2 separate regions of the Homo sapiens genome follow, and region 2 is linked to region 1. A link is a contact called in ENCODE Hi-C or POLR2A ChIA-PET data. All regions are on one chromosome and are shown on one strand. Each heading gives the region's core, a stretch centred on a gene start or an enhancer-like site at or near the end of the contact. The rest is flanking DNA. Distances are from core to core; before and after follow the strand shown.

Region 1 (3,500 bases), core at 44-2,543:
GGTTCTCTCACCCAACCCACTGCCCTCCTCAAAGACACTCTGGTGTACAGCTCCCTCCTCCTCCTAATTTTAAGGCTTCAGGGTGGAGCCAGGGAAGGATACCTGCTGAACTTTGCCAAACCACCTTGAGCAGGGATATAGGTATAATCCTGGGCTGGTATAATCCAACAGATAGACTTTATCTGGATGACAGTGTGCTGTCAGTGATGAGATAAAGCCAAGACCTGGCATTTTAGGATCAGTAGATTTGAATCAAAGGACATACTCAGATCATGTGCCTTAGCCCCAGTACCTCTCAAAGTGTTTTCTCTCCTAAATCTTTTTAAGTTGCTCCCTGAAAAGCAACTTTTGATTCCAAAAGTCTGACTTTGTTGAACAGGTATGTTTCTAGGGTTGTTTGTTTGTTTGTTTGTTTTGAGTCAGAGTCTGGCTCTGTTGCCCAGGCTGGAATGCGATGGTGTGATCTTCGGCTCACTGCAAACTACACCTTCCGGGATCAAGTAATTCTCCTGCCTCAGCCTCCCAAGTAGGCGGGATTACAGGCGCCCACCACCATGCCTGGCTAATTTTTGTATTTTTAGTAGAGACGGGGTTTCACCATATTGGCCAGGCTAGTCTCTTGGCCAGGCTGGTCTCGAACTCCTGACATCATGATCCGCCCACCTTGGCCTCCCAAAGTGGGGTTTTTAAAAACATGTTCCTTTGGGCACTTCCCCCCACCCCCAGTTTTCTTTCTTTCTTTTTTAAAATTATCTAAGATCATTTTTCACCCACCAAAAGGCCTTTTTTAGGTTTTCTTTTTTTAGCCCGTGTACCAGAATAGTAGTTTCATTGTTGCCAACTGCAAAAGGACCTATGTGTTGTGGATGCTGCTGTAAGCTATTTCTAAGAACAAACTAAATGGTTCTAGAAAACTAGTACATGGAGTAACTCACATATTTTCATGGAAAGCAGGAAAACCCCTTTGCCCCAGTGTTCCAGCAGCTGTCAGATCTTCTAATCATAAGCAACAATTTTCCTGGACTTGAGAATGGAAAGAAAAAAATTATATTTGACTTAGTAATTTTCAAAGAGTAAATTATAACAAATGGTGTTAGGTTGTTCACTCCACCTTTTAAACAGCAGTTATATAGCAATATCTCTCCCCGTACCACAGGAATGTTCCCATAAACTTGGATAAACTACATAGGAAGTAGCTCACATTTTCATCTGCACAGTTTATCAGTCAACAAGTGTTCACTGAGTTCCTTTTGCCTGGCACAGCCCTAGCAGCTGCATGAAATATCTGAGCAGCGTGTAAAGACATTGCCTCCTACTTCAAGTCATTCACCCCATACGGGAGAAGCAATGTATGAAGCATCGAGGGAATAATTAAGGCAACATAGTGATATCTTGGTAAATTGTCATTTGTCTACACAGCGCCTTTCAGCACACACGAATGATTCTTCTTCATTTTCTTTTAAGAAGCAAGTATTAAAAGTGCTGCAAACTTGTAACTGCTGGACTTGATCATCTTTATTCATTCAAAAAATTTAAGCATTTACTACTAAAATTATTTTGTGTAGATGTAGGCACTGTTCTACAACAAGTAATTTTGTAGACCACTAATGAAAGTTCAGAGAAGGATATATATTTGCACGTGTGCTTAATTCCTAATTATATAGACTTTGGGGTAGTTCTGCCTATTGTGTGACCTTTTATGTTTACATCACATTTTCTATTTTTGACTGAGCCTACATGACCAAAGTTGTGTCAGTTCAGCATAAGTGGTGCTCTGCTTTCTAACCTTCCTAGTCCTGTGTATTTTCTGCATCATGATTTATTAACAAGTACTTAGGTCATTTAGCTGAATTGTGGAGCAAGAGAGTTAGAGCTAAGATTTCCTGATTGCCAAGGTTTTGGTTCTTTGCTTCCTCTATATTAGAGATTCTGTTAACTACTATGAGATGCACATCTTACCATCATCAATAATGCTCTAGAGACACTGCCTCTTTCTTTAGGTTTAACACCTATGTTGTGTTATCTTTTAATCAAGTTCTTAAATGTGATAGGAGAAAAAACAATGGGTGATAAATGCTTCTGCATGAATAAAAATTAACTGCACATGTAATGAATACAACTTATTTTAAAATGTCTTCTGCAGCAAAACATTGTGTTGGTTAAAAGTTACCAAGCTGAGGTTAAATGGGTTTTAATTAAAAATTACAAGCTCATCCTACCCCAAAGCACTACCACATGCAACTCTAAAAATACCAAATGGATAAAAACCTTAAAATTGTTCAACAGCTCCCCCTAGCATACATAATTTCAGGCCGTCAGACTAGAAAGCAAATTCTAGTTATCATTTTTTACATGTCTAGTTACATGGGCACCTTCTTGACATTATTCCTGAATTGAATGTCTGAAGGTAATTATAAGCAGAGAATAGTGTAATCTAGCAAAATGATTTCTTGTGAAAATATTTTCAAAATGATTTTACTTGAACTCTGGCTATCCTCTATCCATTGTCGCTGCTTTGGTTGGCTGGTTCGAGGAGATTTCTGTTTTCTTTTGGAACAAGCCATCTAGGAAAGAAAATACAAGGTTGGGGGAAGTTCTTAAAGAAGATTGTGGAAATCCACAAGGTGGACAGAGAATATTTAACTGTCTGGTGAATTTTAGGAACACAGTCTCAGGGGTTTGGGCTCTTGAGCAGTTTAACCACTCTGTGACCTAGTTTCCTCCTCTATAAAATCAAGAAATGCTAATAGTACTTATATCGTAAGGCTGTTGTGGTTACTATGCACAAAGTGAATTCTCAGAGGTGATCAACAGTCATTGTTAGCATTATTTCACCGTGGATGCTTGAATGAGGTCAGGATCTACAGCCTGCGCTCTGACATTGGAGATACCTGAATTCAAACCCTCTGAGAGACCTTAGGCAAATTGCTGAAACTTGGTTTCCTCATTTCTAACTAGAAGTAATAATAACAACTACTGCTTACTACTCTAGAGTTAGAATATATATGCAAAATACCTAGACTGGACTAGGTAGAAGAGATAGAACACAGCTGTTGGTCTTACAGAATAATAATAATAATTCTCCTTATTTACTTATTTATTTATTTTGAGACAAAGTCTTGCTCTGATGCCCAGGCTGGAGAGCAATGGCGTGATCTCAGCTCACTGCAACCTGCGCCTCCCAGGTTCAAGTGATCTCCTGCCTCAGCCTCCCAAGTAGTTGGGACTACAGGAATGCACCACCATGCCCGGCTGATTTTTGTATTTTTAGTAGAGACCAGGTTTCACCATGTTGGCCAGGCTGGTCTTGAACTCCTGACCTCAAGTGATCCAGCCTCAGCCTCCCAAAGTGCTGGGATTACAGGTGTGAGCCACCACACCTGGCCTAATAATAATAATTCTCTAAGGCTAAGAGAACAGGAGACAATAATACTATAACATTCTGTAAATTGGAAAGCTGAGAGAGTGAAGAGTTGCATTTCTTAGCAAACCCAAGAAAG
Region 2 (3,591 bases), core at 761-3,260, 230 kb before region 1:
GACAAGGATATTTATAATCAATCATGGCACCCTCCAACAGTTCCCTCTCTCACACCTATTGGTCTAAGAGAGTTTGTCTGAGAGAATCAGGTGACATTGGATAGTTCAGAGCAAATCCAAGAACCCACCTGGGAAATTGAGCCAATCCACAGGTCTCTCAAAAAGCATTCATTTATGCTTCATTAAGCATTCATTATGACCAAGAATTTGTGGGTTCCTATCACTTGTCAGGCACTACCACATCATTAATATTGCGGAGTCCAAGAGTTATATTTGCTATTATCATACAAAGTCTGAACATCTCAACCAGCTGAGGTATTAAGTTCAAACTCTGAAGCAGTAAATAGCGGCACAGTGATTTGGCAAGTCTTAAAATGGCTCTGTGAACCTTTCAGTTGAGTGCAAACACCTGGTATCAAGGTTCTCCTTCATCTTGAGACCCAACAACCCTCCTCCCCATACTGTACCCCAGGCCCCTTTCACTCCACCACTGCAAACTCTCACTCTCTGGCAAACAGCCCAGCCTCACTCCTGGCTCTGGAGGCTGGCTTTTGTTCTGACTTCTGCCTCAATCTAGAAGACCCTCCACTTCCTCTGTGTCCATCCAAATCCTACTTTTCTTCAGGGCTCCGCCACTCTGACTGTGTTCCCCCCATCAAATGTAGGGCACTCCAACAGCCCTGATCCCAAGTGTGAAGCTGTGGCCTCAGCTGGACATCCTGTCTGGTCTTGGTTAGCGGAAAGGCAACAGAATGAATGTCCACTCCAGGTAAGAAACCTCTTCATTTTATAGACCAAGAAACTAAGATATAGAATGATTGAGTGACTCTTTCTAAGAAACAAAGTGGTTAGCGTGCTAGAAATAGGAAGTTGGTGGGCATAGTGAAAAACATTTGTTTCTCTAAAGGGAGAAACATCTGAATGTAAATCCCGCATTGACAACTTACTAGCCGAGGAAATTCAGGGAAGTTACTCACCTTCCTCAATCACTGCTCCCATACTATAAATTGACAAGGATAATATCTTCTTTGCAATATTGTTGTGAAGATAAGATATAAAGAGATAAAATATCTGACTCATACTAAGTGTAACTGTGGGAACCCACTTCTTTCTTAATTTTACTACCCTGCTTCTCTACAAGACTGTAATCTGCTTGAAAACAGGATCTATGTTGATCCTACATTCTATAGTCCCCTACGTTCTCCATAACAGCCAACACACAGTGCACAGCATAAAGTGGGAGCTTCAGAAATACTGTTTTTTCCTTTTTCTTTTTTTGAGACAGGGTCTTGCTCTGTCACCCAGGCTGGAGTGCAGTGGCACGATCACAGTCCATTGCAGCCTCACCCTCCTCTGGGGCTAAAGCAATCCTCCCACTTCACCCTCCTGAGTCGCTGGGACTACAGGCACATGCCACTACACCCAGCTGATTTTTGTATTTTTTGTAGAGATGGGGTTTTGCCATGTTGCCCAGGCTGGTCTCAAATTCCTGGGCTCAAGCAATCCTCCTGCCTCGGCCTCCCAAAATGCTCTGATTACAGGTGTAAGCCTCCATGCTCAGCCCAAAAAACACTTTTTTAAATGAAAAAGCTTGTTTTCCGGAAGGACAACATTCACTTAAATGAATGTTCTCTCAAAGAACAACTATGACTTAAATAAACAATGAATTTAAGTCTATTATCTTGTTTTTTCCATTTTTATTGCTCTATCATACACTTATCTTTTATATACATTCTCTTATATGACAAATTATTGTGTAAACAAATAAAATGTTAGTAATGAATGAGACTTCTACCCTATAAGAGGGTAGTATTCTTGGATAAAATGTAGGAGCTTATATAGTTTTAATCCATGACAAATAATTAAGTGCTTCCCAATGCTAATTTTTATTTTAGTACTAAAACTCCAAATATCAGAGCCGAAAAGATTTCCAGAATCATGCCAAAGGGTAGCTCCTAAGTTTACTCTGGCGCAATGCCACTTACAGGGTGAGAAAAAGTTCATGATTTCCCATTGTGTGAATCACGTGTACAAAGTCCTTTTGTCCAAGTGGCCTTGTCATGTGAGACCGCTAAGTATCTTTCACTTGGCCTTCCAATCACGTCCAAAGTGTCATACCCCCAGAAGCAATTTGATGTATGAATAATGGAAGCCTGAACTGAAGCTCAACAGTTTGTAAGAATTGTACTGTGCCTAGTGAACCAAATGCAGACCTCTCCAAAGCTCGCTCAGAACATTTACAAGATGAGGAAAATTCAAATTAAGAGTCAAAGGCATTTCAGGGCTGAGAGGTAAAAATAGAATACTGGTCAGGTTATTGGAGGACAAAGAACAAAAAGTTTATTTTGTTTGAGAACAGAATTGGAATTAGAATGGAGTTCATCTCATTTTAGGACTTGCTCATTTTACCAAAAAGAAGTAAAAGCAAACAAAAATTTATTAGAGAGTAGAAGGTAAAAGAATTGGGATTTGATTTCTCACATGGCATGGGAATAAAAATGTGCAAGATTTTTCCTGTTTTGAAAAATTATCAAAGGGTTATTTAGTGGGAATCTATGTTTTAAATTTCTGCTTTAAACTACATCACTTTAACCTTCTAAGCCTACCCGATTCCCCTGTAGCTGTGGAATCACATGAACCCACAAAGGCCTGTGTCTACTTGTTTTACTCTGCAGATTCTCAATCAGCCTTCATGAATGCTTGTTTTGACACTTTCCTTTTAGCAATTCTGTGTGCACTTCCCTAGCTCCTTTCGTCCACTAACAAATCTTCATTAGACTTCGTTAGACCTAAGCTTTTCAGCCACTTAAATGCGGAAAACTACATATTTTAGAATATTATCTAGGTCATCTACCTGCCAGAATTACATGGTAAATTTCTCAATAAAAGATACAATTCGACATACCTCAAGCATGTATATGTGTTAAAGTGATATTCTTCTAAGGAAAATATTAGCAGGCATCTATACGGTTGTTGGGGGAGGGGAAGAGTTCTATTTTTCTTTAAGAATTTCTTGAGAAGGAGCCATATTCCGAGTCCTTATTACACTCTCCAACAGAAATAGGTGAGATAAAAAGAAATTGTGAGCAGATGAGATATCCCTCCAATGATGTTAATTATGGAAGTTATTTCTGGGGCCTCTTATGAAATCTTTTCACTTGATTTCCTGGCTAACAGAGTGGCTAGATCTAAGGCTACTTTATGAGCTGAGTGAAAGAAACACAGCACAGGTCTTCCAGAAATCTCTAGAAGGGCCCCAAACATTCCTAATCATCTAGTCCTGTCCCATTACCCAGGAGGTTTCAGGGAACCCAGATCCTCTTTAGAGGTGCCCTTGGGAATATTGGTCTTATTGATTTAAAAATGATGGCGCTGTGGCCGGGCACAGTGGCTCACACCTGTAATCCCAGCGCTTTGGGAGGGCGAGGTGGGCAGATCACTTGAGGTCAGGAGTTCAAGACCACCCTGGCCAACATGGTGAAACCTGTCTCTACATCTCTACCAAAAAATACAAAAATCAGCCCGGTGTAGTGGCAAACACCTGTAATCTTAGCTACTTGGGAAGCTGAAGCAGGAGAATCACTTGAACCC

Evidence for each region. A loop is a pair of places that touch in the nucleus more often than their neighbours do. ChIA-PET counts read pairs that join two places held with the same protein, here RNA polymerase II (POLR2A). Pooled maps may share reads with other maps.
Region 2: a pooled map shows a loop between it and region 1 (2.0-fold over the local background). The contact joins two enhancer-like sites. A Hi-C loop is called at or near these places in 5 of 50 pooled maps. POLR2A ChIA-PET finds 5 or more read pairs at or near these places in 2 of 52 experiments (GM12878 and WTC11).

What each region holds. Positions count from the first base shown.
Region 1 is chr1:184,561,219-184,564,718 of GRCh38, forward strand. The region is part of intron 3 of C1orf21 (chromosome 1 open reading frame 21); the gene reads left to right. Among named protein-coding and RNA genes, the nearest start is that of C1orf21, 180 kb to the left of the region's middle. Within about 2 kb of position 1,294, at least 3 of the 41 ENCODE cell types and tissues checked have a DNase peak (open chromatin) inside an H3K27ac peak, as active enhancers do.
Region 2 is chr1:184,328,406-184,331,996 of GRCh38, forward strand. No RefSeq gene overlaps it. Among named protein-coding and RNA genes, the nearest start is that of C1orf21-DT, 57 kb to the right of the region's middle. Within about 2 kb of position 2,011, at least 2 of the 41 ENCODE cell types and tissues checked have a DNase peak (open chromatin) inside an H3K27ac peak, as active enhancers do.